Regions from separate parts of the Homo sapiens genome. Here all the other regions are linked to region 1. Evidence: read pairs that join two places in POLR2A ChIA-PET (ENCODE). Cell type or tissue: CD4-positive, alpha-beta T cell. All regions are shown on one strand. Links, peaks and the distances in the headings refer to the core of each region. The heading gives the core; the rest is flanking DNA.

Region 1 (10,623 bases), core at 1,578-9,577:
GTAGGCAAGATTTATTATTAATTTTTATTGTGTATGTTTAAGGTACTCAACATCATGTTTTGATACACTTAACTTGATTTAATTTCTCTATTTAAAAATTCTTGGCCAGACACAGTGGCTCATGCCTGTAATCCCAGCACTTTGGGAGGCCAAAGCAGGCAGATTCCTTGAGGCCAGGAGTTCGACACCAGCCTGGCCAACGTGGTGAAACCCTGTCTCTATCAAAAATACAAAAATTAGCAGGGCATGGTGGCGCACACCTGTAATCCCAGCTACTTTGGAGGCTGAGGCAGGAGAATTGGTTGAACCCAGGAGGCAGAGGTTGCAGTAGCGGAGATTGCACCTCTGCACTCCAGCCTGGGTGACAGAGTGAGACCCTTCCCCTCCCCCCCCGCCCCCCAACACACACACACACACAATTCTGTAATAAAGACTAAATCAGCATATGAATCACATCCTGGTCATATTTGTAAGCAACAACTAATTGTGAAAACTATGTTTTGCTTTCTGCTATCTGCATGTGCTATCCATGGGTACCTGCTGGTGTGTTCGCAATAGATTATAATTTTAAAGTATTTAATGGCTGAATAAATTCGAAAACTCCTAACAGACATGCCGAACTTTTAAACTGAGAGCTGAGTAATATAAATTAGGCTTGCCAGGCGCTGGGGCTCATGCCTGTAATCCTAGCACTTTCGGAGGCCGAGGCAGGCAGATCACCTGTGGTCAGGCGTTTGAGACCAGCCTGACCAACATGGTGAAACCCCCGTCACTACTAAAAATACAAAAATTAGCCAGGCATGGTGGTGGGCGCCTGTAATCTCAGCTACTTGGGAGGCTGAGGCAGGATAATTGCTTGAACCTGGTAGGCGGAAGTTGCAGTGAGTCGAGATTGTGTCACTGCACTCCAGCTTGGGCGACAGAGCGAGTCTCCATCTCATAAATAAATAAGGCTTTCTGGGAGTCACTCTTGAAAAAGTTTGCCCTCTAGTTTTTTTTTCTTGCATGACACACCCCCTCTGTACAGGTCTTTTCCCTGTTTTTCTTTTATGCTATTAGTTGTAGAAACACTGCTCTGCTTACCTTTATAAATGCTATGAGATAATAGCTATCCTGAATGAAGCTCTACAGATGCTGCTGTTGCAGTAGTGTCCCTCCGCCTTATCCATGGGGGATACGTTCCAAGACTCCTGGTGGATGCCTGAATCTGCAGACAGTACCATATACACTATGTTTTTTTCTATATATACATACCTATGATAAAGTTTAATTTATAAATTAGGCATAGTAAGAGACTAACAACAATAACTAACAAGAGAATAGAACAATTATAACAATATACTGTAATAAAAGTTATATGAATGTGATCTTTCTCTCTCAGAATATCTTTTTTTGTTTGCTTGTTGTTTTTTTTTTTTGACGGTGTCTCGCTTTGTCACCCAGGCTGGAGTGCAGTGGCACGATCTTGGGTCACTACAACCTCCGACTCCCAGGTTCCAGCTATTCTCCTGCCTCAGCCTCCCGAGTAGCTGGGATTACAGGCATGTGCCACCACGTCTGGCTAATTTTTGTATTTTTAGTAGAGACGGGATTTCACCATGTTGGCCAGGCTAGTTTCAAACTCCTGACCTCAGGAGATCCACCCGCCTCAGCCTCCCAAAATGCTGGGATGACAGGCATGAGCCACCGTGTCTGGCTGTCTCAGAATATCTTATTGTACTGTACCTCAGGTAATGGAAACCGCGGAAAGCGAAACTGCAGATAAGGGATGACCACTGTACATGGAAAATCACTCAGTCAGTAAAACAAGTTGAGCCATGCTCTGCCTTCCAAAATAGTTATGCCCTTCCTGCCACCCCTTGCCTAACACTGGCTGTTTTGACCTAAATATGATACTTCCCGCAGGCAAAAGCAATTGCTCTGTTAGGCTCCACCAACTCCTTGGCAAAATCTGATGCCATCATCCATGCATATATCCCCTTACACTGTCATTCTTCCTACTAGTGTGGGAGAATCGTGAGCTCTGGCATGGAATTTCACTACGATGCTTGACTATCTTTTGCTGGGATTTGTACCTCTTTCTATTTCATGAGTTATCTTATGCCCAGGCAAAGCTTATTGGAAGCTAGAGAGTGTCTAATATTTTTCTTTTACTTAAACATTTCTCAGTAGTCCTAGGAAAGTCTTTTTGCAGTTCTGCCTCTGAAATTTTGAGAGATGTGAATTTTTATATACACACAGATCTGTGCAATCATCACCACAGCCAACTTTAGAAAATTTCCATGACCTCAAAAGAAACTGTGTATCCTCTGGCTATCTCATTCTATCGCCAAGCCTCCCAGCTTAAGCAACTGCTAATCTTCTTCCTGTCTCTTTATGTTTCTCTATTCTGGACTTTCATATAAATGAAATCATATGTATAGGAACAGTGGTTCATGCCTCTAATCTCAGCACTTTGGGAGGCTGAGGTGGGTGGATCACTTGAGGTCAGAAGTTCAAGACCAACCTGGCCAACATAGTGAAACCCCGTCCTTACTAATATATATATATATATATATACACAAAATACAAAAATTAGCCAGCCAGCCAGGCGTAGTGTCATGCACCTGTAGTCCCAGCTACTTGGGAGGGTGAGGCATGAGACTCGCTTGAACCTAAAGGGTGGAGGTTGCAGTGAGCTGAGATTGTGCCACTGCACTCCAGCTTGAGTAACAGAGTGAAATTTCATCTCAATAAATAAATAAATAAATAAATAAATAAATAAGCAAATAAATAAATAAATAAAATAAATAATATAGTATGTGGTATTTTACGTCTTGCTGCTTTTGCATAGCATAATATTTTCAAGGTTCATCCATGCTGTAGCATGTATCAGTACTTCTTTCCTTTTTATGACTGAATAATATTCCATTGTATGAATAGACTGCATATTGTTTCAACAAAGAAACTTAAATGGAAACAATGGGGACCAGTGAACAGGGGCTAGGAAAGGCATCATCCTGATGGGGCTTAGGAGCTGAAAATTCTGGGAGTTTCTAAGACTAGATGGGACACATGAATATCACGCAGGATTTTCAAATACTGGTAGGTAGACAGAGCCCTTGGGTCTAGATTTTCACCAGACCAGTTTCCAGGCCTACTGTACTAGAGATGATTATAATTTCCCTGCCCACCCATAGGGGATCTGCTCATCACTCCTGGGACGCTAAATGTCTATAGAAACTGCCCCCGCTCCCAGTCTTGTCTGATTGCAGCAGGATTGGTGATCATCTGATCTGATGATGACCCCCTTTTAGGCAGGTTCATGCTCTATGTAGAACCTCTGTGGTCTGGAGCTTGGGAAATCGGATTTCTCTCTTGGGGGTATGGTATTGGAAGGCCAAGAGTCTGGGAGTCTGAAAGACTAATATACTGAAACTGAAAGGCTATAATACAGACATGGAGCTCGGTCAACCGTGAGGGGCCATGTATGGACAAAAGTTCTGAGGAGATCAGTCAGTAGAAAGAGGAGAATGGAGCAGGTATACTGTGAGGAGCAGAGACACCAAGAGAAATATCATGGGCCTCTGGAGAGAGAACCAGAAATTGTAGCTGCCTTGCTACCTGTTCCAGGTCCCACTATGGTGGCTGTCTTGGGAGTACCATGAGATCTTGGTCTCCTTACAATGACCTATGCCCCACCTTCCTGCCCCACCAACACCCACAGCTTGTTGTTGAACCAGCTCGAATGGGTCTCTGTTCCTTGAGTCCAAAGGAGCCCTGACTGAAGCCTATGCAGAATGGGTATAGAGTCAGGAGTTTGGAGTGCAGAGGGAGGCAAGTTGCAACAGTGGAAGTTCAGCAGGATGATGGACATTGGCCAAGCAGCACTGAGGCCAGCTGGCAGCATGGAGTGGGTGAAGGAAGAGGTGCCTGGGTAAAATAAAGAGGGGCAAAGGCTTCTTATGAACTTCCTGGCCAGAGCTAGATGTGTGTGTGTGCATCAACATGTGTGTGCACACGTGTGCATGTCTCAGTGTGGCAGGTTTTGGCAGGGAAGGGGATCTTACAGCAAAATCTTAACCCAAGGTGAGCTTTGCAGCAGATCCTGGAAGCAGAGTGGCACAAAAGATAGTCAGACTTGGCTGGCAGCAAGAGCACTGCCTTGCCCTTCTGCCTTCTGCCTCGTCTACATATCACGGTATCGTTCATCTAACCATTGGCTTATGTTGGCAAGGACAAAACCATCCTGCTTAGAAATGCCTCTGGTGAGGGCAGCTGTTATAGAATGAGAAGAACCTTGAGGAAATGGGTGAGGGAAAAGTGTCTAATGAACACATTTTTCTAGATTTTTCTTCTTCAAATATGCATTTATAGAGATGTACACAGACTACAGTCATGAACCTATGAAGGCTTCAAAACAATAACCCCAAACTCCTCAGCCAGTACCTGGGAAATTCTTAGCAACCTGAAGCAGAGGTCATTCTAGAGCCAACTGACACTGGTAAATTTGAATGCCTGGTTGACTGTCCGGAAGTTAGCTGTAGGAATCTCCTTGGGGTTCTCAAAGGCAGGGCAATGCCGTAGAATCCCATGAATCAAAGCATGCAGGAAGCCACAAAGAAGATTTTACAAATGTGAAGTAAGTCCGCAGCCACTGACGGCCAGGGGCCACACGGCGCTATATGTTAATTGCAGCCCTTTGCCCCATATTCACACCACTCTTCCTGGCATTCTGCCGGTGCCACGCCAGCATGTACTTGGGCTCTGGTGCACCCTAGCCTGGCAGAGGGAAGCAGAAGTTGAGGCAATCCTGCCACCTGCTGCCTGATATGTTCTGCTAAGCAGCTTCTTGGCTCTTTCAAGCTCTTTTACTTTTAATAATCCCTATTTTGGTATTTTTCTAATTACAAAGATGAGATATGTTTGCTATAAACTTTCAGCTAGTAGAGAAGCCTATGAAGTAAAAAGTGAAAGTTCTCCTTCCATAATTCCACTCCCCAGAGGTACCCACTATGACTAGTTCAGTGTGGTTACAGATCTTCTTCTATGTGTTTATATAACTATATATGATACAGTCAATCACTCACTCAAAATATTTAGCCTGATATGGTGGCTCGTGCCTGTAATCCCAGCTACTCAGGAAGCTGAGGCAGGAGAATCTCTTGAACCCAGGAGGCGGAAGTTGCAGTGAGCCGAGGTCGTGCCACTGCACTCCAGCCTGGGTGACAGAGGGAGACCCAGTTTCAAAAAAAAAAAAAAAAAAATCACAGTAAACAATTTATTGAAGGTATTGTGAGACAATTTGAGAAATATGAATTTTGGCTGTTTTTAACATTACTCATTTGATGTTAAATGTCTTCGTATGATAGTGACATTGTGCTTATGGTTCTTAGAAGATACATGCTGAAGTATTTAGGGTTGAAGTGCTGTTAAAATATGAGGACTAAACTCTGATTTTTTAATCTTACCCAAATTCCTATCTAAGGGGCCTGGGGAGTCATGGCCTACAAATAATAAATTCTCATCAGATGGGTTTTATTTAACCCTATATATTGTGACTTTCCAACCTGACTCTGGCATAACATTACGAGACAAGGAAGAAAATAAAAATATTTTACCCCGAAACAAGTTTCTTTGCCATATTTTGAAATGGCCCTGCAAAGCCATTCTTTGTGGGGGAAAATTTACATCTGTAAAGAAACTCTATTAACATAGCTAGATATTTTTCTTCCAGATCCTCCCAATCCAAAAGAGATTAAGATCTGAACAGGAAACATTTGTCATCTGTTGTCTCTAAGGGCAGCCACTATAAGACTTGAAAAGAACTTTGGTCTCCACAATCTTTACCTTAACCTGAACATTCCCTTTCTATGAATCCCAGGTCTTTAGACAAACTCAACCAATTAATTGTCAACCAGAAAATGTTTAGATTCACCTGTAGCCTAGAACGCCCCCCTCCACCCCCTGCCCTACTTTGAGTTGTCCCACCTTCCTGGACCAAACCAATATATTTCTTAAATATTTGATTGATGTCTCATGCCTCTCTAAAATGTATAAAACTAAGCTGTTCCCCAACCACCCTGGGCAGATGTTCTCAGGACCTCCTGAAGGATGTGTCACAGGCCACGGTCACTCATATTTGGCTCAGAATAAATCTCTTCAAATATTTTACAGAGTTTGACTCTTTCTGTCAACAAATGACAAATGTCTGCAACCTTTCAGTGTTCCAGAATTTACACACACACACACCACATGTATCCAGAGAGATAGAAGAAACGTGTCAAAATGTTAAAAGTTTTAAGTGAAATATAAATTTAAAATATATGTATAATTCTTGGAGCACCTGCATCAGAATTGTCTGGGATACTTCTTAAAAATACAAATTTCTGGCTCACTTCAGCTCTCTTTCTCTTTTTTCCACTTGCATATTATTATAAATACAGATTTTATCATTAACTCTTTAAAATGTCTTTTAAATTTACAAAAGTATCATAGTCATTGCAAAACAAAACAAAACAAAACAAAACAAAACAAAATCCTGAACAAACAACAAACAAACAAAACACCTCCTCAAACACACCTCCTCAAACAGTACAGGACCAAATGAAAACACCTCTGTCCCCTTACGCCACCCAGAAGTCACACCCACTGTCAATACTTCTTCTTCTTTTTTTTTGTATTTTGTAGAGATGGGTTTTTGCCATGTTGCTCAGACTGGTCTCGAACTCCTAAGCTCGAGGGATCTGCCCGCCTGGGCCTCCCAAAGTGTTGGGATTACTGGCGTGAGCCACCACACCTGGCCTATCAATAGCTTCTTGTGTTTTCTTATAGACTTTATTTGCTCATATATATGTATCTTTAGTTTTCTTTCCTTTTTTTTTAACGCAAATGGGATTGTAATACACATATTGTTCTGTGTCCCATTTTTTCACTTAATATCATATTTCAAAGATCTTCCCATGTGGATATATACAGATCTACTTCCTGCTTTTCACAGGATGTATACGCATCTGTTGAAGGATGCACTGTAACTTACTTATCCATTTCTCTATCGATAGACATTTGCATTGTTTTGCAAGCTCACATTTTGTAAGAAAAAGTTGTTCATGAAGCTACATTGTCCCTATACAACATATGACAGAAAAATACTGCCAAAGATGAGAAGGGTAGTAAAAACATATGTTTCTGTTTTATGTCTAATCAAAAGGAATGGAACAAGCCACACTCTTCCCTTAACTGCCATCATTATGTTCATTATAATGCCTGTACTTCAGGGGACACTGCAGGTCAATCTGAGTGAGGCCTGGGGCTCGTTTTTGAGTTTTGCTAGTTGCTTGACAGGGCAGGCTGGGTAGGGTGTGCAGAACGGGGACAGGCTATACAGATTTGTGTCGAAGAAAGAAAAATCTTTTCATTCAATGAAATAAACAATTACAAATCATCAACAACAAACACATCTTCTGAAGGCCTTCTTGTCTTTGGCTAATTTCTTCATGACTCCTACCCCAATAACTTGTCTGTTAACAGGCATGATATGGATTTGAAATATTTGTCAGTGCATTTTTTTCCCCCAGGAATTAATAGTAAGTTCTTCTCTTCTTTGGCCCCCTGGGGAAGTAAAGTGATTCATCTGATTGGTAAATTTGAAAAGAACCAATTAGACATGCTTAGTTCTAAAAAAAAATTACTGGTAAGCAACTAAATTTTGCCTCTACACCAGAACCCAAGCAAACCTAAGGATTTTGACGGTTGCCCTCATGTCATTCAGCGTTCTCTTTGAGATTCATAAGGGGAGAGGCTTTTCTATTGTCATGAAGCAAACTAAACAAATAATCCTGAACAGAAAGAAGGTGGTGCTCCAGACCATCGAAGGAGTTCAAATTTCCATCATGATGATTTTGATTTCTCATTACCCCTCCTTCACCTAGGACAAAGGCCTTTGATGTACTTCTTACCAGAAACACCAGTCTCTTTTTGGAGATTTCCATTTGGAAGATGAAATCAATGGCTTTGCTCTGTTCTAATGAAATCCATTATATGGACACTCATTTGCTCTTCTTCAGATTTCTGCTTTTAAATGTTTCACTGATTGTATGATTCCTGGGGTGAGAGACAGCACAGTGGAAATTAACAGCCACTAACTCAGGAGGCAGCATAGTATAGAGCCAAAAGCTCTGGCCCTAGCATCAAAAAGATCCAAGTTCAAAACCCAGTCATATCAAATGGATATGTCACTTAACCTCTCTCTGCCTAATTTTCTCCACATGTCAATTGGAGATAATGTATTATTGACTTTAAAGAATTGTGAGCATTTAATGTGATAAAAATAGGCTGAACTTTCTGAATTTCTCATTTCTGTAGGTGAAAACCAATCAAATTACAGCAATTTTGTATGGTTCAACCTATACATGTAAAGCACAGTGCACTTAGTAAACATTAGCAATGATTATTTGGGAGATATAGGTTCTGTATCCAGCCCCATGGACCAGCTGTATGACTTTAGGTCCTCTAGGTCCCAGAGATTTCATCAATCCATTAAGGATGTTGAACCACTCTGGGATCACTTTAAAGTTTTTTAATGCTTTTACTCTCTGTGTTTTCATTGAATGATGTCAGTTTTTCCCAATACACAGTGTGCATAAGCTCTTTGAGGGCAGAGATCTTTGTCTAGTGCATTGTTATCTCCTTAGTGCCTGAACAGTCAGTGCCTGGCACATAAGAGGGGCACATTTAGTGAGTGAGCAGATGACTAAATGCATAAATGAAGGCAAAATCAAGGCCAAATAGGAGGCAATTAGTTCTGATAATTTGAGTGCCTTTTTGCCTTTCCTCCCCCAAGGCTGTTGAGACCAAGTTGAGGTGAGGTATTCTAGATTGGCAGTCAACAGTGAGTACTGATTGTCTTCCAAAGATAATTACTTTTTCTCCACTTCATTTTTGTTTTTTTGAGGAGATAAATGGAGTTGCCACTTGTACAGAAGAGTTAGGTGCTCAATTTTTTCCCTGATTCAATAAGCATTTTAAAAGAAAAGATGAAAAAGTTGAAATGATGATTGAGTCACTGCACTGGAGAGATAAAGATGGCCTGCCATAAGTCTTTTGGAAAAATTTGTGGAAAAAAACCCACAGCATTTCCTATACAGATAGGAAAATAAATCAATGTGTTATCAAAATAATAGTGTTATCAAGAATCCAAGGTACATTTTAAAAACAGTTTAAATGCCATTTTAATAAAGTGCTGCAATTTTAGAAAGGTTATGAAACATTTTGAAAAGCATTCGGTTTCTACATTTCCTTAAGGTAGAAGGCTGATGTTGTAATATTGAATCCAAAATAAGAAATGAAGATTCTTGCTACAGTACAGATCCCCAAACCATTATTTAAGGTGTTTCGAGTCAATAAACTGTTACAAGATTAAATCTGACAGCTGCTTTAAAAAATATGACTACTGTTGATTTTTTTTAGCACAATACAAAATGTGGTCGAAAAATTTCTGATTGTGATAGATTTGAGGTTAAATATAATTATCTTAGAAATGAAATAGAAAAAAATATTCTGAATCTGTTATCTTACTGCAGCAGACTATCATTTCCCCTGTATCTTATTTCTTTCTATGAATAGCATGGGACAAAATAATTTCATCAATCCAGAGTGATTGAGATCAGATGTTACAATGGTGAGGTGGACAGAGGAGGGAGACCAGAGAGGGACAAGGACCTATCTATCTCCTCCCATGCCTAGAACCTCCATCTATAAACATTAGTTTAAAAGGAATGTCAAGGACAGCTTTGATGGAGAAAAGAATTTACAAAAAGACAAGTGTAGTTTGAGAGATGGGGAAGGAGTGCTATTTGGGAGTTTGAGCTAACACTGCATGTGTTGATTATGTGTATTTATATGTCTCAGGCTTTTGCTTTGCTTTGTTTTTTAACTGCAGCTAGAGTCTTCTCCTCAATCTCACTAAGAGGTGGCCCAGAGCAACGTGTTTACTTGTTGATAGAGAAATGGATGGCTGGGGCAAACACTGTTCGGTGCCTGCTCATTGGCCTTCCTGTCTTTATGTCCTACTTGATAGCAGAACCCTGTTTGTGTCAGGCTTTCTAGGCAAGAGCTCTTGATCTCAAGGAAGGTGTCCCTAGTCATTATCATCACTGGTCCAAGCCAAGCATGGTCATCCCATTCCTCTTGCCGTATTTATAGGTGTCTGTGTGGCCTAGGTTGGGTCAATGAAACAAGGGGAAGTTCACTGGGGGACTTCTGGGAAAGATTTCCCTCTCTGATCAAAGAGAGAGGCATATATAAAGTATTTTCCCTACATTCACTTCCTATTTTTGGAGGTTGTCAGGTGATAGTGTGATGCTTGGAGCTGCTAAGTACATTTTAGACTAAGAGAGACATCTCCTGCCCATGGAAGGCAGCATAGTGGAAAGATAGAACTGGGGATCTGACCTGTGGTCCCTTCCCTGTAACCACATCTTTCTAAACTTTTTATTATGTGAGAAAATTAGATGTATTTATGGTGTAAACTGGTGTTAGCGAGTTACTCTACTACTTGCAGCCAAATGCCACTGAACAGATACAAGACATGAATAAGGTAAATGACATATTCAGGAGTACTCAGATTTTTGGTGTCAGCACAAG
Region 2 (10,623 bases), core at 870-8,869, 50 kb before region 1:
ATGCTGGGCTAATTTTTGTGTTTTTAGTAGAGACAGCGTTTTGCTGTGTTGGCCAGGCTAGTCTCGAACTCCTGACCTCAAGTGATCCACCTGCCTCAGCCTCCCAAACTGCTGGGATTACAGGCGTGAGCCACCATGCCTGGCCCAGCATGTCTTCTTTTTATTCCCACTTTACAGATGAAGACACAGAGGACTAGAGGAGGTGAAATGACTTGCCTGTACTTATAAAGCTGGTTAATAGTGGAGCCTAGATTAAGACTGTATCTGTCTGACTCGAGATTTAACTACTACACTACAATGAGCATTTCTGGTTTTGTTTTGTTTTAGTGGGGATGTGATTCACAGAGAAAAATAACATAAAAATCATACTTAGTTCCATGTTTCTGTGTCTCAAAGTACTTCAGACTACTTTAAAAGTCTAAAGCAGTGCAGTTCCCAACACAGTGGCATTGGGCCCTGTGAAAATAGTTGAATGTAGCACAGAATGTATTCTCTCCTGAAGCCCAAAAGTTTACATGTCATTTCCGTTTAAGTGGGGGCACCCCTGTTCTGACAGCTTGCTAGAGCACACTGTTTGCGTTTTGTGGTCATTTGCTAACCATCAAATAACAGAGGCAGTAATATTTTATCCTTGTTTATTTTCTCTTTATCTAGAAATAATTATTTGGTATTTCAAACATTCCCACCCTCCCCCTTAGATAGAAGGCAGAAGTGACATGATTATAAAAATGGAACTAAGTTAGATAATTTATGATCAGACTATTACAGGTACATCAGAAATGTACTCGAGTCTTTTTCATTTATAGGAAAATGCTGAAAATGTTCAATTGAAGTTTGGAACAAACATATATTATTTTGCAAATTATCATGAAATGTATAATAAAAACATATTATCTGTTTTTAGCTACAGCATAATTCTCAGTCATTTTTTACTCCATGAGTGCATTTTTATCATCCAGATATTTTTGACCTAATGAGGATCCTTTCAGTGTAGCAAATTTTTGCCTCAGCCAACACACAGAATTATTTTCTGGGCTATTGAGTTATAAGCAGCTGTATTTATTCATTCATTTATTCCTTCATGCACCAAATAAAGGGCCAATTCAATGCTAGGTCCTGTGGTAGACGCTGAAGTTATCATGGTGAATGGGACAAGGTCTTGGTCCTCAAGAAGCTCACAGCATAGTAGGGAAAACTTCAACCATGATAAGTGCTGTGAAGCACTTGCTAAGTGCAGGGTGCAGTGAGGGAGAGAAATGGGTCTTGCAAGAAGAGAAAACAGCATTCCAGGGCCCTAAGGTAGGAAAGCATTTGTAACCTTGCTTAGAGGAACTGAGGGCTAGAACTTAAGAGACCGAGAGAGGTGGCAGCAGGAGATGAAATTGATTATTTTGGTCTTTATTCCAAGGTTCATAAGAAGCAGGGGACTGGCTGTGCATGGAGAATTGATGGAAGGGAGCAAGAGTGGAGGCAGGGAATCTAGGAGGCTGTTGTACTATTCCAGAAGAGAGATGGTGACAGTTGGGACTAGGATAGAAATAGTAGAGATAGAAAGAAGTAGATTAAGGACTACTTAAGAGATAGGGTTGATGAGCATAGGCTGGAGGGATTGAACATGGGGGTGATGAGAGTGAAGTCAAGCCAGGTTTCTGACTTGAAAAACTGGGTAGATAAAGACACCATTCATTGGACTGGGAAACATTGAACACAGATCCCATTGTGTGGGGGGAAAAGTTAAGAGTTCGGTTGGAATGTACTGGGTTTGAGGAACTAGGCCCACCCTTTGGAGATGCAGGCAAATTCTAGGAGACAGTTGAGAACAAAAGGCATGGCATTAGTGGCTTGAAGATGCTGCTAAGTTAAAACCATGAGCCCAGGGAGATAACCAACAGTGAGCATGTAGGACTTACCCGGTAAAGATGAACACACCACTCTGGGTTTCTTACATGAAAAATTCCTCTGTTGGAGGTGACAAGAAATGGCTCCATTGACTTCAGTGGAAGACTGGGGGGCCAATACTTCCCCTCAGGTTTTCTCAGCTCCATTTCCTCTTGCCTAAGTGGAACCACCTAGACAGCTATTAATAAGCTATGCCACTGCTCCTTATTTAAGGACCCTCTCCAGCCTCACTTGGCTGTGATTAATAAAAAAAAGTTCTTTCAATCTCCTGCAACTTTTTCAGAAGAAGCTGGAAATAAAGACCTAGATTGCTTTTCACTGAATAGGCTAGCACATCATCGATCAAAGGCTGTCACAGACTTCCAGAAAGTGTGCTGCCACCAAGATATTTTATAATGTAAGTAGCTTGAGAACAAAGTTTATGAAAACATCACAAAGGTTGGGAAAATTCCCTCCAAATGCTTCCTCTTTCCCCAACCTGGCTGGGAGCTTTAGGTACTCAAACAACAACGATAATGTTAAGAGGTCTTTATTATTCAAAAAATAAATAACAAGATAATTACAAGTTCACTCTGGAAACAATGGAGACTGCAGGTAGATACAATAGATTTCCTTTAAATACAGTCATTTCGTAATGAGGAGTGGGCAGGCTCAGGGCTGCACTCCCTACTCCTCACCCTCATCTATAGTGGTAGAGATAGGGACAGGGTGGAAAGAAGAGAACTGACTAGCAACGGCCTGACTCTGTGTGTGTGTGTGTGTGTGTGTGTGTGTGTGTGTGTGTGTGTGTGTGTGTGTTAGAAAGGGGGATTGAGAAGAGAGACTGGGGGAGGGAAGAGACTGACAAAGGGAAACAGAGAGATTGAGAAAGAGAGATTGGAAGAAAGAGGTTGAGAGAGAGAGACTGAAAGAGAGAGATGGAGAGAGAGAGATTGAAAGAGAATGAATAACTGTCCGAGAGGGTGGCGGGGGGGGGGGGGGGGTTTCGGTTCTCCACTGTGTTAGACGTTCTAGAGCCTGGCCCCCTCCAACAAGGCCATAGGAACCCAGAGTCAACCATAACTGAATGTGAGCTGAGGCTCCCCATTTCCCTTCTGCATCTTCACTGATAAATCAAATGCATTATCCATGGAAAGACACTGCACGCAAAGAAACAAAACTGAACTTGGCAAGTTATCTGCTGTTTACTCAGAATTCAACCTGTGCATAATGGCCTTGTCTTTTCATAGGACTCTCTGGATGTCTGCATCAGTGGGGTTGCTGCTTCAGATATATAAGCTCTTATGGAGCAGGGCCCGTTTTGGTTTCATGTGACCTGTAATTCACTTATTACAGTTCTACATGCCTTGGAGTGTATAATAAATAGTTCTCCATAAGGAGGATCCTAGGGTTATAAATAGGCAGTTAACAGGGGGTGGGCTTAACCGCTGTGCTGTATTATGAAGACTCCCAGCGTCAGCTCCACCACAGCCTGCAAGGTGACACTGTTCAGAGTTTGAGTAAGCCAAAGGACGTGAAGCCAGTGCCATGGCTCACTTGGCTTGGATCAGTCACATTGACAAACACCGAAGCACCTGGTTGCAATTCAAATACTCCTCCCAAGTGAATGGATTGTTGCCCGCAAGGTTTGGCGGAACTGTGGGTATTTGCAGCTCTGAGTAAGATTCTCTCGAATCTACCGGGGGACTTTAGGCAGAGGCTGGCTATAAATGGAGCTTGACTCGAAGCTTCCCGATTGGAACAGAAGGTGACTTGGGCATAGATATAATAGAGTCCTTGTCTTTTAACGGTCAGCTGTTTCCCATTTTCCAGGGTTACCAAGTTGTTGCTCATGGTGTAGTATCCTTTTTCAGCCCACTGTAACACTGTTACAAAGAAAGGGAAAGTTTGTGGTGAGGTGAAGCAGAGCATGGTTCACATTCTGACAAAAAATATAGTTTAATGTTGGATATTGGCTTTGTATAGGGATGGATTCTCAAGGCCCCTTCCATGGGCTTCAGAGTCAGACAGAGCCATGTTCCAATCTAGGCTCTATTTAAGCTTGGGCAAGTCTCTAAATCTCCATGAGCTTCAGTTCCTCATCTGCAACACGGGGCTCATATTGGAGCATATTTCAGAGACTTGTGAAGATTAAATAAAGTAAGAGATCACAGTGAGTTTCTTTCTCTCGTTAGAGTTCTTATAGCCAATTTGCCTTGAACTTAAGAAGGCACAAATGATTTCAAAATTTGACATCATAAATTATACATACCAAATTACTCGGACCAAATTTTTGCTAATATTACCATGAATACCTTGCTTGCCTTGAATTTTACAAAGTCAGAGAGTTGTCAGTCTACCTAGCTCAGCCTCAGCACAGAGAAAAGACCCCATTTCTTCCTACCTGATCATGCTGTTGCAAACCTGATCTGCCTCCCCCAGCAAGGACTAAAATTAGGCAAGGAAGTATGAAAATAAACTGTGTGCTCATTTCACGGTATGTTTTGATCTCCCATTGTAGTGGGCGCCACCAACTTGAAAGTACCAGTATTCTTGTGGCTAAGCCAGAGTACCCACCAACAGTGTGCCATTTTCTCGGCTGAGATGTTGAGTGGGTTCAAAGTAGTGTGTGCACCCGACTTGAAATCTCAGCTCCCACAGAAAGCTAGACTGACTGATGGGGGTGAGGGTTGAGGAAAAGTGAAAGTACTGATGTGTTTGCTTCCTTGAGCTTTTTAAAAAATAATTCCTATTCGATAGTCTTAGGTCTATCAGGGCACAAGATCCCACCTGGTAAGACTCGCCCTTTACTAATAGGGAGGCATCCTGAAATGCCTGACAGATCCGGGCCCTCCAGACCACTCCAGAAACAATGCTTCATTAGAATGTTTGCCCTTTTGAACCATTTTATTGAGAAAAAAAGGGCAGGTTCTCAATCTTTTAGTTCAGTAAGTTTACTTTGGTACGTCCTTACCTAATTTTAGTACTTGCTGTGGGATGTAGGGCAAGATTTTAGCAGCATGGCTAGGTAGGAAGAAGAGGTTTGGGACTGGGGTGGGGGTGGAATGTTACTGTCTTCCCATCTGATCCCCTGGAAACCTATTGTGATGCAGACTGTAAGATATTGTAGGACTGATATCCATTACAAGCCTTTTGGGAGAATCTGAGCTCTATGAAATATATCCAAGATCAAGGGTTTAGATACAGGCAAAAAAAGACCAGTGGGAAGCTATTCTTCTAGGAGATTTCTCTGTTGTTGTCATCTGATCCAGAAGAGAGAAGGGGTACTTGACAAAATTATTAAATATTGTGTAACTAACTGGTATTAGTGAGGGGCTTTATGTCACCCTTTTGACATCTAAGCCATGGTGAAGTAAACTAAGTAGTGTCACCTTACGGTTGTACAGCACTCGACAGCATCACTTTCGGCCACATTAGCTGATTTGATGCTCAAAGCCACCCTGTAAAGTAGGTGAAGTAGAAAACTGCTGCATAGGTAAAGGGTCTTGCTCAAGGTCACCCAGCAAGCAGTGGTCATGGTCCTTGAATCCCAGTGTTCAAAAACTCCCTATTCAGTGCTCTTACTTTGGTACCATGATCCATGATAATGATAACTGTCCATGTGTTACGCCTACTGAGAAGCCCAAGCCACTTCAGAGATGAAGCAGTGTCTTTTTTCTCTCTCTGTCCATCTCTCTTTCTCTCCCTGTCACACACATACACATATGCACACACACATGCACTGCTTAGAACTCCATTCCGGAGCACTCTGTAGAATTTTTCAAAGACTCCTCTGACGCTCTTGCCTTTATGTTGATGGGAGACTTTATGTTAGCGTGCATGTTTCCATCCATTTATCAGATACGACATATTCTTTGGCACCAGTTATCGCAAGATGCACATTTGGGAAAAAATATCTAAAGGCTAGAATGGTGGCAGAACGTATATGGAAATAAAATCGTTCAGAGTTGAAAAGATCACAATATGTCGTCTGTTGTTACTTCATTGGAAAATGTAACGTCTTGGGACCTATTGATCTTTACAGAATGATTTTACCTTTACTTTCCCTGAGGTTGGCCTCAGTGAGGCTGAGCTTAATCATACAGGGATTGACAGATGGCAGGAAATACCCCATGAGGCCCATTTCCACACAGTGAAGATGGGTTAGGAGGAGGGATGCTCCCAGTCAGGAGGTCACTACATGCCATTTCTTCTATGTTGTCAGAACAATGGTCCCTCCACCCAGTAATTCATCATTTAGAATCAGCCATTGAGCAAGAACATAATGAGAACATCCAGATTGCATTCCACCTCCTTTTGTCCCTCTAAGTCCCATCTGTGCATTTGAACTCACTTTGAAGACAAAGAAGGGAATAGGAGAAGTGTAGGGGTAGGTTTGTAAATTGGGTCCCAGGGGAAAAGAGGAGTTTAACCATTAGGTAACATGACTTCGGCATCCCAGCCTTTCCCCTTGGGTGGCTACCGCTCAGATGCTGTGTGACTTACCAGATGTTGTTTTACTGCTGGCCTCACTTATGACATGTGCCGCAATTTGAGGATTCTGATCACCTGAAATGGAACCAAAAACTGTCAGGCTAAAATAATGCAAAAACTGCCCACAAAACTATCTGGTCCAGTTCTACAACTGTGTAATAGAGACTGTGCAAAAATAGATTATATAAAAGGAAAGATAAAATGGTCTGACATCTCTCCCACTGAAGGAAAAGTTGGTTTCTAATATCTGAGTAATTGAATTGGCTGTTTCCATCGGTCTCATTCTCCTAACAGTTGATCAATACTCGATTCCATTTTGCATAGATTGACACAGGCTAAAAACACTGGTCTTCATTAAACATACCGTGAATCTTGCTTTTAGGAACAACTCCATACACTGGGGATTTTAGTGGGCTCCAAAGTCTGCACACTTAGTAAGATTCTTATGGTTTCTGAATTGGTCAAGCAACTGGCTGAACTATTGTATCTGTCTTTAATTATTTCTTGTGTTAAAGCCCTGCTCCCTAATGAGATGTGTCAATCTTCTAAGGGCAGAGACTGTGTGGAAGTTTCTTTTTGTCCAGTTATGAGCCTGATATTGGGCACTTTGTAAGTGCCCTATAAATGTTGAGTTAAATTGCATGACCTAAATGACCAGTTTGGTTAATATTATCATTTCCCTGAAGACTTCTAGGCAGCATCTACATAAACTGTTTCCTCAGATTTCTCTGTAATTAACAGACAGCGTGGTACTATTACTCAACATATCTTGCAGTCATTCTGAAGATAAAACCTTCATGGAAGTCGGATGACCATTTAGTATCCAGAACAACAGTTAAGGCAAGGTCTGAGTACTCTCTTTGCCTCAGAAAATAGTATCTCTATCCCTGTATGTATGTATGTTTTTGTGTGTATTAAATTTGCAGAAGCCATAACATCATGTTCACCAACTTTGTGATATAAAATTCTCTCTAACAACACCCCGTCTTTCCCATAATCTGCTGCTGAAGTCACTTCACGCATTATTGTATTGGTTTGCGATGCCACATTCTAAAAGAACAGGAAAACGTTAGTGTGTCCAAGAAAAGGAGGTGAGTGGCAGAAGAAAGGTCCTGGAAAGGGTCATAGGAGAAACAGTGGAAGACATCAGGGATCTTTAGCCTGGAGAAGAAAAAGCTCAGTCAAGGCTTGGCCACCATGATTGCTGTCTTCCATATCTGGACAGCTGCTGGGTAGGAGAGCAATTATACTTTGTTTACTAGGGCCTCAAAGAGCAGAACTGGGACCAATGAGTGGAGATTATAGGAACAAAGTTTGACTTGAGGAGGAAAGACTTCTCTGGAGTAGTATAGTAATCTTGGTATTATTAGAGCCATTCAAAGACGGATCAGGCTGCCTTATGAGGTGGAAGGTGCCTCATCCCTCGACATGTTTGATCAGAGGCTGGACGGTCAGTGTTATTGTGAAGGAGATTTTTGTTGTGGGGATGGTGCTGGATTTGAGAACTCTCAAGTTCTCTTCCAACCCTGAGATGTTCAGGATGCTCTCACTTTAAGAACCGGGCAAATAATAGAACACTGTGACATTGTCACTCCTTGATCCCAGAGGCTCCACCGGCCACTGTGCCCCATGAAAAACTGTTATCAATGAGTGATGAATGCCACTGTTACCAAATGATGACTTTCCTGTCTTCTTATTCCACTGTAGGTGGTATCAGGCTGTATGGTTGCTTCTATTAAGGTATTGAACATAATGGGATTTCTTCAGATTTGGTATCATCGGCATTAAAGGAACACATCCTTTTTTCATAAATATATATGTACAAAGTCTTTCCAAATCACAGGGACCAGAGAAGGTGTCAATTTGACAATTGTGTTCCTGTTTTATTTCCAGGGCTAAAAGTTCCCTGATGCAACAACACTGGGTTGTTCAATATGATCAGCCTAAAGCTTCCTTTTAGTTTTTAGGCATTCATAGAAATTAGCAAATAGCAAACCTACCTTTTTGCATTTCAAAGCTGTTTTCTTTCTTCGTCTCCTCTTTGTTTAACATTATATCCTAAAATAAGAAGCATTGCAAGAGGTCATTTTGACAGGGGCTCTGCTGTGGGGTTTTAAAATTATCATTCGTTTTGCATCTGTCATTACTCTGTTGTCTGTTTCTGGTGAGGATTATCATATAGACTCAGATCCTGTCATTAATTCCATCATGCCAATTGGGAGTCCATGGATCTGACAGATGAGCCAACAACCCAGAAAGCCCAGGGGAGAATCTGGAAGTAAAATCCAGGCCTTATTATCTCCATTCCAGTGCTCTCTCCAGACCAGAGGCTGTGATCCTGACCCTTCCTATGACCTCAACCTCCTTGGCTTTGACAGATATTGACAAATAATGCCGAATGGGGAGATGATTCTACCCTGGGAACTGGTATATGGAATATTATTAAACATAAAGCATGGTGTGTATCTATTAGAATAAATTTGGTCTGAAATCCTGTAGGAAAAGATAATAGTAAGTTTGACCTTGGGGAGAAATGCCAGACTATGAAAAGACCCTCAGACATTTTTAATTTTGCTATCCCTTTCAATGGGCTGAAGAGATTCTCTTATTGATAGTTGCACTGTATTTACTTAGAATAATCAGCATTTCGGAAACACAGGCCATCTCCCAATGGTGTTGATGTTCAAAGGCAAGTGCGACACTTCTTAAAAGGTTTCTTTTCACTTATAAACTGAAGGAAGTCTAGAGGTATTTAAAGAAGCTAACAGGAACTTCCATCAACACAGGTTGGAAGATGATAAAGGCTGTTGCTGCCATTTTAAAGAGACTGAACAAAAGGCCTGGAGGGCTTAACTGGTCATTATGAGGTCACCCAAAGAAGCTGAGGTTTAAACCAAGAGTGGAAACTGTGAGATGGCATTCATAGGCTGGGCTTAGCTAATTCCATCTGTCTATCCTCTGCACACAAGGGAAGAAGACAGTAGTATTTTCACATCTTATGATAATCAAAGTCCTGTGCTCCTTCCCACTCCTGGAATCAGTTGTCTATAGGACCCTTCCTTTTATTTCCTCCTCCAGAAGGAATTTGTGCTGTCACTGTTGAGTGCTGGCTGTAGGCCCAGCTCAGTTGCCAGATTTAAGGGCGTAGTTCATAGAGCCTCCAGGGGAACCTGAGCCTCAGAACACTCACATGGGCCCCAGAGCTTCAACTTTCCATTTGAGCTGAAGCGCGGCACTATGAAGATGTGGTGACAGGAAAATGTTTGTGAGATCACAAGTAAACAAATGACTATTTAGTGTCTTTTCAAAAAGTAGAGTGTGGTGATCAAGGTTGAGATACTTTTAGGCTAAGTTGTTGCATTGGTGTTGAGGCCTGGCCAAGATGAAAACATGAAGTCAGCAAAGCTCGTGTTTCATGAGCCCAGCCTAGCCTTTCCGTGAACTTTCGCCCAACCACACTCCCCAGAGCCTTTTTTTTTTCTTGCTTCACTCCCCACCTCAACTGAAATACTTTTTAAAGTGGACTTTCAGAAAATCCAGAATGGGTTATTTCTCTCTTAGTGGGAGTTCCATGTGGCAGGTATGGACAGGTTGCCCTTTAACTTGAAATAGAAATGCTTTGGCTCTCTCAAAGGCATCGCAGGCATTGGTGGGCAAATAATCATGGAACTGAACATCTAGCAGAGGTGTGGTGGGTTGTAAGTTTTAATATGAAATTATACTATTCAAAATAATACCTCTGCTTACCCTCACTTGAGCCCTGAATACCATCTTTCCCCCAAAATGACAGATTAGTGCTACCTGCCTCCAGAGATAATGAGTTCCTTGTCACTAGAGATGTTCAAACAGAGATTGGATGACCACTTAGTCAGGAGGTGGAGAGAAGACTGAAGTTGTGGATTGAGAATTGGATCTGATGACTTCTAAGACCCCATCAAGACCTGATTCAAAGACTCCAAATTCAAACTTGAGGTTGCTTAGGTGCAGCCAGACTGTGGCCCGGAAAGAAAGCCTACTAACATTAGCTAAGAAAATATGAATCTAATCTGGAGCTATTCTATAATTGTCCTATTGAGTTTTTTCAAAGTCTCGAATTTTGTTTTAGGGTGAGAAATTTGGGGGAAAGCGTATTGGAAAGGGGATCCGTCATTGGGGGAGGATTGGGTAGCTGGAGGACTTTGTATCTACTCATTGTACGTAATCCTAGGTATAGGTGGTGTTGACTAGGGTTCCACACCTGCTGCAGTAGAG
Region 3 (10,623 bases), core at 1,015-9,014, 66 kb before region 1:
TAATAATGTACACAAATCTCAAACAAGAGCCACTTCATTGTAGTTGAGTTGCCAATGAAGCAGACTTAATTCAGCATTTGGGATCATTTTGATCAATTTGAACCAAATTAGTAAAGTGTTATGGGACCAAGCTATGAGTCCAAACTATAAAAGTGATATTTGCTGCAATTGGAATGAGAAAAGAATTTGATGAAAGCAGTGTCTTTTAAAAAGAGGCTTCTCAGAGACAACCTTAAAGGCCATTTGATATTTGGGTAGTGTGGGGATTTAAAGGTTTTGTGTATTTTTTTTTTCTCTCAAAGTTGCAGTCAGGAAGTGTCACTCACTAGCTTCTGTAACTGTGTGGAGTATTACTTTTCCATCCAAACAGTGGCTTTATCCCTAACCTGTCTCAAATCATTTCAGATTTCAGAAATGATGCTCATTTATTAGTAACTGTTCTTTAAATTGGTCTTGTTGAGTGAAGATTAAGTTTGTGACAGTTATGAGATGAGTCTTAGAATTATGGGGCAAAGGTGGCTTATATTTCTATATCAAACGTGTGTTTTGATGAGTGATGCAGACTTAGCTCAATTTTGAGTGTTTTGATTGAAACCACCATGCTTTTGTTTCGATTAATTGTTGCTACCAACTCTAAGTGCAGTAAAAATAGGACAATATTTGGACACTGGAGGATTTTTTGATCCTTTCAACTTGACATGATAGGACAAACAACCCTCGAACTGAATCTTTGTTATATAACTCTATTTAGAATTTGGTCAGGAAGCAGTCCCACAGATTTGCTTTGGAAATTTACGTGCAATTCTTGCAATCATCCAATTTTCTTCTTTGATTATGTAAACCAGGAGTGCCACTTGATAGTTACCTAGGCCCCCTTTTTAATGATGGATATTTTGTAATTATCAGTTACTAAGTTCAAATTAAGGGTGAGCTTTGAAGAGTAAAGTTGACTTAATCCTTCACAAAACTAATCTATTAAAACTAAGGCATGATCACTTTGTTTCTGCTGGGGGAAGAGAGTTATTAATATATTCCTACTAGATAGTATGTATTTCAGTTGTTTTCAGCATTTGTTATTCTGCACAGAACTGTATTCCTCGGGCTTTTGCATGATAATATTGCATCTGAAACTAATGTGGGAAATGTGATTATATTCCCTCTGTGTAATTTATGATAACACTAACATTTCAAATGTTGTTTTAGAATTATTGATAAGTGGATTTGGTCATTATAACCATCGACCTCTCACGCTCATCTTCTCTTTCTTTACATATTCATTTTAGAGGATGTCTTATATCTTAAAGGTAAGGGTAGTACAATATCTTTGGCTTACAGTGACATCATAATGCTGTACTGTAACCTTTGATGAATGAAGCTTTCCCTTATGCTTGTTTTGTCCCTTGTTATAATTGGTGGCTAAAATATGAAGATGCAATTTTGACATGTAAGTACTTTGTTCAAAAAGCAGGCTTGTGTGAAATACATATAAAAATGTCATAATGCCCTAAAATGCCCATTTTCCTGTGTTTTTTTTTAAATTCTGTTTTTTCCTGTTATTTTTGTCATGTGAGAGTTTTTCATATCTGTCTTGTTTTCAAGTGTAAGTACTGTGGCTAAGTGAAATAAATTAAATGATTTGTTTCCTATATTTTTAAGGTACTATTAATAATTAATATCCATGCTCCATGTATACACATTTCTTGGAAAATTGGGATTAGGTGATCATGAGAGTTTTTTCCTAAGTCTAAGGTTGTAATCTGTTTACAGATTATTGGATTAAGGATTAAGGATATTGACAATGAGTATTTTTTTGACCTGCTGGTTACTCATATGGCAAAAACAAATTCAATACATTTATTTTGTCTACTAGTTAAATACATGGCTTTATATATGGATAGTTAAGTTTGGCTGTGGGTGTGTTACTTCTAACCCAAAATTATTTTTTAGGAAATCCTTCATTTGGTTCTTCTCTTTGACTGCGGAAAAATGGCTTAGTCTCTCTGCCTTAATTTTTCTGTCTCACAAATGGAAATTATATTCTTATTTGTGGGACTGTTTCTAAGGCAGAATTATTTAAATAGCTTTGAAGCTCTTTGAAAAGTGATCATTACTACATTAGTGGTTACAGTGGTTATTTAGTTCCCCTAAAACTGTATCAGTGGGGAACGTAAACCAAATTAGGAATACTGTTACGTTTTTAGGGTTGACATCCCTTACTTTCTCTGCAGATGGTTCCCTAAAGCCATTTGGCCTCCTGGAGAATCTGCCACATCTTCAGTAGGCACACTCCACTCTTAGTCCCACCTCTGTGCAAGTTGAGAGGATAATGTCATTGCCTCTGTTTTATTTAACCTTTTAGAGTTTATTGGAACCATTTTAATTGTGCATAGAATTAAACATTGATGTACTCCTAACTGAGACTGTCAAAATAAGAGAGAGGAATTCTACTTAGTTTCATTCATGCTTTTACTTTTGTTTTTGAGGGAGAATTTTAATTCATTAAGAAACCTCTGTCCTCACAGGAGTCTAGTAAAAGCCCTAAAACGATGAAGAAATTTCTTCATAAAAGGAAGACTGAGAGAAAACCATCGGAGGAGGAATATGTGATTAGGAAAAGTATGTGTTTTGTACTTTCTGAAAGTTGTTTATGGATAAATTAACATGAGAATCTTCTTTTATGTGAGGATTTATTTGAAAGCAGATGATTGGAGCAATTTTTTCTTGACATCGTCTTTTACATATAAAGAAGAATGCATGGAAAGCTTTGGTCACTTCTTAAACATTTGAATAAGCTTCTTACGGCTGCACTTCATGTCATCTTAGGCAGATGTCATCTGTATCATTTTTGTGTTGAGTATTTTGCCTCACCTGGTTTAGAACCTCTAAAGGGACCCATTTCCTATGGATACATTTTTTCCCTCTTAGTTTCTGATACTTGAGATATTTTTCTGCAGGGAGATAGACTAAATAGACCCGAAGGCTGAAGTCCTTCCAGAAGTCCCATGCTCAGTGATGCTCTCAGTTACTCAGGGAATCAGCCTGCCCACATCTAGAAACATAGTTTCATTTGGAGACAGACTGCAAAGTCAGTCAGCCAGTCGATATGGACATATTTGGCTATAAGGCTGTGAACAAGGTACTTTGGGACACAAGGTACTTTGGGACACATGTGAAGGAGTAAGTGATGTCTCACAAAGAGGTGACAGAATTGTGTGTATCAGCTGGGAATATAGTTTGGATAAATATTTGCTCCACTTCAGCTTTGGCATGCCCCACCCCCCACCCCACACCTGGTTATGCACACTGGCGTGTTCACAGGGTGCTGCCATCCAGCCATTGCAAGAATGAGTTTGGAGTAGAGGAGAAGGGAGAAGGGAAAATGAGTGACTATGCTGACTGGTTAGAAAATTGGGTGGGGTTGGCCGGGCACGGTGGCTCATGCCTGTAATCCCAGCACTTTGGGAGGCTGAGGCGGGCAGATCACAAGGTCAGGAGATCGAGACCATCCTGGCTAACATGGTGAAACCTCGTCTCTACTAAAAAAAATACAAAAAAAATTAGCCGGGTGTGGTGGCGGGTGCCTGTAGTCCCAACAACTCGGGAGGCTGAGGCAGGAGAATGGCGTGAACCCGGGAGGCGGAGCTTGCAGTGAGCCGAGATCGCGCCACTGCACTCCAGCCTGGGCAAGAGTGTAAGACTCCGTCTCAAAAAAAAGAAAAGAAAAGAAAAGAAAATTGAGTGGGGTTAATGAGGGAAAGCTTCCTAAAGGTGAGCCTTGAAATTTAAAGGAGAGGAAGGCTGGGGTATATTGATGGGAGCTAAGCTAGCAACAAGCTCAGTGCTGTGATTTTGGCCTCACTGAGACCACTGACAAAACACCGCCCCCCCCACCCCGGTCCCAGTGTAGAGCTCTGGGCTTCAGGAGTAGGCCCTCCACTAAGCTGAGCTCACTGAGGCTGACTCCAAAGCTCCATGAGGATGCTGTCACTCTTCTCCATCACCAGCGTTGGACAGCTCTTTCTCCTGCCTTTCACAAACTCTACTGGTCAGAGAAGCCAGTCCCAGGCAGTGGAGTGTGCTGCATCATTTTGAGGGTCCAAAAGCATATATCTATGAAAAGTCATGATGAATTAAATTTCACAGGTACAGCTGCTCTGGAAGAGGATGCTCAAATCCTTAAAGTGATCGAAGCCTACTGCACCAGCGCAAATTTTCAACAAGGCCATGGCTCAAGTAGGTTCCCCCAAACTACTTTCTCTAGTGAGTGACGTTTCTTCCTTACTGTTTAGTGTCTTTTAGAAAAAGAGAAAAGCAACCCGGATGGGTTGCAGGGTGTGGAAAGCAGGTGACTTGGTGCAGAGGAGTGGTGCAGGACTGCATCTTTCAGATAAGGTGGTTTTAGCTACCAAGCGGTTTGTTTACCCACTGTTGTTTTTCACCCAGAAAGAGAGATGCAAGAGTAAAAGAGTTGGAGGTGATAGAAGTGAAAATTTTTTTTTAAAGTTGTTCTCCTTTGAAGTACACAGATACCTTCACCAACACTAGTTAGGAATTAAAGGGCCTAGAGAGTTCCTGTGTCTGTGAACTGATGCTAATCTCTTCTTATAGGCAGATTTGGAAAGGAAGTCAAAATACTATCTTTGATCAGCTGCATATTTAAACGAACAATGCTTCACCAAACTCAAGTTTCAAAGTTGCTCTGAAAATCTGGAAAGGTAGCTGCTTAGCAGAGGTTGTCCAAAATGTATAAAGTTGATCAGGGAGTTATTAGGTTAGGGTATTTCCCCAAACAACTTTCAGGTTACAAACTGAAAGCAAGATAATATTTTCTGATTCATCTTTATGCTTTTAAAAAGACAGGTCACTTCGATTATGTCTTTTGTCTCCCATTATTATAGACATTCAGAATACCTTTTGTGAAGTTTTTGCACCTGCATAAGAAATGAATACTCCATAGTACTCCATTTTGGACATCCAGTGACCAATCATTTGAATGTGGGAGGGGATTTCTTAGGTGCCTTGACATATTCTTTCAAAGTAATGCATCTCTAAGGCTGACATAAAAGAAGCATTCTACTGGGCATGATGGCTCACGCCTGTAATCCAGCACTTTGGGAGGCCAAAGCAGGCAGATCCCTTGAGGCCAGGAGTTCAAGACCAGCCTGGGCAATATGGGAAAACCCTGTCTCTACTAAAAACACAAAAGTTAGCCGGGTGTGATGGCGCACACCTGTAGTCCCAGCTACTTGGGAGGCTGAGGCAGGAGAATCTCTTGAACCCGGGAGGTGGAGGTTGCAGTGAGCCAAGATTGCACCACTGCACTCCAGCCTGGGTGACAGAGTGAGACACCATCAAAAATAAATAAATACAAGAGAACGAGAGGTGGGGGGAGAGAGAGAGAGAGAAAGAGAGAGAGAAAGAAAGCATTCAATGATTCAATGTGAAAGTTGACGCATTTGGCCATGAAGAGAGGACTGTCGCACTCTGCTTCACAGAGAAAACCTGGCTGTGGCTTTGGGCATGCATAGCTCTGATAACATGTTTCAAGGAGCCAGGAGAGGAAAGTGAGGGCAGCTTTAGTTTTGAGAACTAGAGAAGAGAGGGGGACAAAGAGATACCAGAAGCATCCCTTCTACAAAATCTGACCTCATCTCCTCCCGCACCACCTATTTTTATATTTGACAGAGTGGATGGGTCTGCAGCTGGGAAGTGCAGCCAGATATTCTGGCTTAAAAAGACACGTCTTCACCCTTGCTCCCTACCCAACCTTTTACATGTGGAAGATGTCTGGCACTGTGCTTGTCACACAGCAGATCATTTAGCATCGTGGTGACCTTCTATCCTCTATCCCTCTCTAACCAGAAGCCCTGTTTCTCTAGAACTGACTGCCCTCGGCTCTTACTGCATTCAGCCAGTCATTCAGTCAGTTTGCTTTCCACTTATATTCGTCCCTTGGTATCTGCAGGGGATTGGCTCCAGGACCCCCAGAGATAACAAAATCTGACGATGCTCAAGTCCCTGATGTAAAATGGTGGAGCATTTGCTTATCACCTCCATATATCTTCCCATATACTTTAAATCATCTCTAGATTGCTTATCATACCTCATAAATGTAAATGCTGTGTAAATAGTTGTTATACTGCATTGGGTTTTAAATTTGTATTGTTTTTTGTTTTTTCTGAACATTTTCAATGCACGGTTGGTTGAATCCACAGATGTGAAACATGTGGATATGGGGGGCCACCTGTATTAAGCACCTACAAAGTGCTAGGCCCTGGAGAAGGCAGAGACACATCTTACCTCAAGAAAGGGGAGGTGGTCAAGTGAAGGCAGTGAGTGTGCACACCTCTGAAGGAACTTGGCCTAGAAGAGAGGAAGCCAGTGGCTCAGGGAGACCCAAGATTAAGCACTTGAGCTCTGAGAGGGAGGATCCAGAGTGAGGGAGGTGCAGGAGAGCTGTTTGGTTGGGCCCCCATGCCTGTTCTGTCACCTCTTCTGTCCCAGAGCCTGGAGACATTCTGGGCAGAGGACACCTACATCTTTGCTGATGATGTGATAATCTCCAAACCTCACTCCACCCTTGATGAAAATGGTCTTAGGAGACATACCTACCTTACCCTATAAGACTGTAAAGAGAACAAATGGGGGTGATGATGCTTCTGAGGCCCTTTAAGCACATTGTGTTTCAGTGCAGTGCTACTGTCAACCTTTTACTACAATGACAAAACACTGTAGCATAGGATGTAGTGTGTCCTTCCTTGGAGATTTGCAGGGAAGAGTGATCACTGGTCAGCTCTTTGCTCTGGAGGAGGCAAAACAGGAAAGAATGGAGGTCTTGGTTGTGGACAGGTATTACAGGGGCTCTTTTGCATTATTTTTCTGAATACAAAATGCTTCCCACCTCGGGAAGATTGAATCAGTGTATTTGGCCATTTAGAATTTCTCATGTCAGGAAAATTTAGTCAGCAAATGATGGGTGACTGTCCTCTGGGTGTAATGTAGCAACATGCTATGAACAAAGACCCTTCTGTAACAATAGTGGAAAAGAACTAACACCCACTATTTCTACTCTTCACTAGTAACTCTCCCTCCTCCCCCATCTTGCAACCCTTGTTTGTAGGTACTCGAAAAGATTCCATTCCACAAGTCCTACTCCCTGAGGAAGAGAAACTCATCATTGAAGAAACCAGAAGCAACGGCCAGACCATCATGGAAGAAAAGTGAGTAGAGCAGGCAAAACCTTGCCTAGTTTCTCTTGGGGCTGGCAAGAAGGTCTGGTAGGACGGGGAGCTCCTGGAGAGTCTATGATGAGGGACAACTCCTCCTTACCTGGGAATGCGGCCTGCTTTGCTGTGCATGCATTTGGGAGACTTTAGAGGGCTGCCCACTAACAAATGGAAAGAGGAAGGAAAAGCAGCGGTGACAGAGCCCTCCAAGGCAGCTCCAGCTGGCAGCTGCCCCTGCAGCCAGCTCCCCATCCAGTAAGCTGCTTCTGAGCACATGGGAATATCAATGCCCTGGATGGGTTTAGGAAGTGGCTGGGAATTCCAGCCACAGAACCAATTTCCTTGCCCGGAGAGATGCCACTCACATGTTTTGAGTCAGAAGCTGTGCTTTCACATTTTTGACATCATTTAAAATCCTACAGCAATCCGGTTAGATAAACATTACTCTCACCACTTTCACAGATAAAGAAACTGAGGTACAGGAAGTTCAGGGAAATTATGTCTCTGACTTACCTTTACACAGTAGTGTGGGTGACCTAATGGGGGAAAATCAGGTTAAGTACCTTCTGGCTCATAAAATTAACACAAAGTAGCCAAATAATTCATTTGTCTAAACTTGAGTCATTTCTGAAGTCAGGCCTAAATTTGCATAGGACAGCATATTTCAAGGTGCTTGGCATTGTCAATGCATTTTACATCTGATGTGTGAAGTGATACAGCAAAATGGTTAAGTACTTGGGCTCAAGCAAAAAACAGTGTGGTTCAACTCCCACTTCTGCTACTCATTAGCTGTGTGACCTGGGGCAAGTTGCTTCACCTCTCTGTGCCTCAGTTTCCTCATCTGTAAAATAAGGATGACGGTAATGCTTTCAGAGTTGTTGTGAGGTTAAGTGAAATAAGTATAAAGGCTAGCTCAATAAATAATGTTAGTTAATTCTTATTATAACGATATTCATTTTTACAACTTTGTGAGGTTTTCAGAAAATGTGCTATTATCCCCATTTTACATGTAAAGAAACTAAGACCAAGAGAGGATGAGAAGGAAACTGGTTCCCAGAGAACAGAGGACTAGTAAGTGGCAGGATCAGAACCAAAACTTAGATCTCCAAAATCTTTGTCCAGGGAGAGACCCAGAGAGGAAAAGGCTGTTCTGCAACCCAGTAATTACCAAAAAATTACTTTTTTGGGTACTGTATGGTTGAGATATTCCAGAAAGAATGCCTCTGACTTTGTGTCATGTGCAGTCAGAGAACTGGGAAGGGCAATGTCATAGCACAGATACTGTAGACTAGGCAATCTTGTGATACCTCTCATTATATGATAGGTGATGTTCATTCCTGCCCCAAAGCTAGAGAAATCAAAACCTTATGACGGGAATTGAAAACGTCGAACTCCTAAAAACAGAGAGCAGAATGGTAGTTTCTAGGGACTGAGGGGAAAGGGGAAATGGGGAGATGTTGGTCAAAGGGTACCAAATCTCAGGTATGCAGGATGAATAAGTTCTGGAGAACTAATGTACAGCATGTTGACTACAGTTGGCCCTCTGCATGCGTGGGCTCTGCATCTGTGGATTCAACCAACCCCAGATCAAAAAGATATTCAGAAAAAAATGGATGGTTGCATCTGTATTGAACATGTACAGATTTTTTTCATACCTAGTAAAGTTTTTCTTTTTCCGCCTTTGTTGAGGGATAATTGACAAAGGTGTACAATGTGATGTCTTGATATATGTATGCACTGTTATACCATATTGTTTTTTCCTAAGAAATATGGTATAACAAATATTTGCATAGCATTTACATTGTATTAGGTATGATAAGTAATCTAGATATGATTTAAAGTGTATGGGAAGATGTGCATTGGTTATATGCAAATACTATGCCATTTTATGTTAAGGACTTGAGCATCTGTGGATTTTGGTATCCATGGGGGTCCTTGAACCAATACCCCATGGATACCGAGGGAGGGAAGACTGCATAGTTTACAATGGAGTATACTTGAAGTTTGCTAAGAGTGTAGATTTCCACCACACACATACAAAAGGTAACTATGTGAGGAGATGGATATGTTAATTAGCTTGATTATGGTAACCACTTCACAATGTATACATATATCAAGACATCACATTGTACAGCTTTGTCAATTATCCCTCAACAAAGCTAGAAAAAGAAAAACTTAGTGACGGGCCCTAGTCTCTTGTGTTTTGTTCACCCAAGCTGGGAAGTGAGTAGAAAAGGAGGAGGGAAGTATAGAAAAGGTGTAATGACATTGCATTTAGCTAAGCATGTGTGGTGGTGGTTGTTCTTCCATCAAAGTCAAGAAGATGGAAACCATTTAGAGCAGTACCATTCCCAATCAGCTAGAAAGTCCACTGTTTTTCAGGATCTGTATTTTTATAAAGTGGCTTTTATTGTTAAGTATTTTAACAGTACCTCAGTGCAAGCCATTTGTCTCTGAATTTTATCTTTATTTTCTAGGAGCCTTGTTGATACTGTTTACGCCTTGAAGGACGAGGTCAGAGAACTGAAGCAGGTAATAAAATATAAAATCATTTTCTCGGGTAATAGAACCATTCTCTTTTTCTTGCCTCACGCTGCTCATGCTTTCAGGGAAGGCCTAGGAGCAAGGTAGCGAGGGGGGATTTTTGTTTTCCTTGTGTCATCAAGGTAGGTTTTGTTGATTTTATCATGTAAGCCTTGAATTTAAATTTCCGAGGCTTGCTTGTATTTCTATGTAGTAGTTCACAATAGAGTCCCAAAGTTAGTTACAACTTTCCTGTTCTCTGACATCCATAAACAGACTTTAAGAAAAGACTAGTCATTCATGAGTGTGTAAGTGTAAAGAGAACCATTCATCATGGTTTGTGGGCTTTTCTGCCGATGTGGCCTAGTGCTCCGTGATGCACACTGTGCCTTGTGTGTGAGGACTGACTGTATCTGGTGACAGAGTGAAGGATGGATGCGAGGGGAGAGAGACCAGGGACTAGAAGACCACTTAGGAGGTTCTTACAAAACTCAGGGTGAAACCTGTCAGAGTCCTGAACTGAGGCAGGGTAATGAGGCTGGGGAGGAGGAAACGAATGTAAAGGATGGCATACTGCAGAGTTTGAACCTATGGACGAGGATAATATGATTTTGAGATTAAGAAAGAGCCAGGGATTAAAGATGAAGCTTCTTCCCAGGGTGTCTGGTTGCATATGGTGGTGCCCCTTCATGGAGATCAGTAATCACAGGAGGAGGAGAAGTTTGGGGTGTTGAGAGAGATACTGAGTTCACTTTAGGACCTGATGAGTTTAAGGTGCTTGTGACATATCTAGGTGGAAATACCAAGCTGCTGCCAGGTAATCTCAGGTAAGTGAGAGGATCACTTAAGCCCGGGAGTTTGAGGCTGCAGTGAG

Evidence for each region. Peaks named below come from ENCODE experiments on the same cell type or tissue, not always from the same donor. Only the 100,000 strongest peaks of a DNase experiment are listed, where the experiment ranks them.
Region 2: POLR2A ChIA-PET joins it to region 1 with 36 read pairs; 7 of 35 experiments call an interaction of 5 or more read pairs at or near these places.
Region 3: POLR2A ChIA-PET joins it to region 1 with 15 read pairs; 5 of 35 experiments call an interaction of 5 or more read pairs at or near these places.

What each region holds. Positions count from the first base shown.
Region 1 is chrX:136,602,888-136,613,510 of GRCh38, reverse strand. No RefSeq gene overlaps it. Among named protein-coding and RNA genes, the nearest start is that of LINC00892, 31 kb to the left of the region's middle. In CD4-positive, alpha-beta T cell, for the core only: a CTCF peak has its summit at 4,802 (motif pointing left); a DNase peak (open chromatin) is centred at 4,770; H3K4me3 peaks cover 562 bases.
Region 2 is chrX:136,652,180-136,662,802 of GRCh38, reverse strand. CD40LG (CD40 ligand) reads right to left here. Exons shown (of 5, transcript NM_000074.3): 3 at 8,373-8,430; 4 at 6,385-6,447; 5 at 2,413-3,764. The coding sequence ends at 3,388. Among named protein-coding and RNA genes, the nearest start is that of CD40LG, 9.3 kb to the right of the region's middle. RefSeq lists a silencer at 4,447-4,496. In CD4-positive, alpha-beta T cell, for the core only: no CTCF peak of the experiment used is centred there; DNase peaks (open chromatin) are centred at 3,482 and 4,472; H3K4me3 peaks cover 6,368 bases; H3K27ac peaks cover 6,590 bases.
Region 3 is chrX:136,668,617-136,679,239 of GRCh38, reverse strand. It overlaps ARHGEF6 (Rac/Cdc42 guanine nucleotide exchange factor 6), which reads left to right. Exons shown (of 22, transcript NM_004840.3): 17 at 1,284-1,304; 18 at 2,523-2,616; 19 at 4,144-4,233; 20 at 7,121-7,220; 21 at 9,704-9,758. Among named protein-coding and RNA genes, the nearest start is that of CD40LG, 26 kb to the right of the region's middle. RefSeq lists an enhancer at 5,034-5,093. In CD4-positive, alpha-beta T cell, for the core only: no CTCF peak of the experiment used is centred there; DNase peaks (open chromatin) are centred at 4,399 and 5,472; H3K27ac peaks cover 4,770 bases.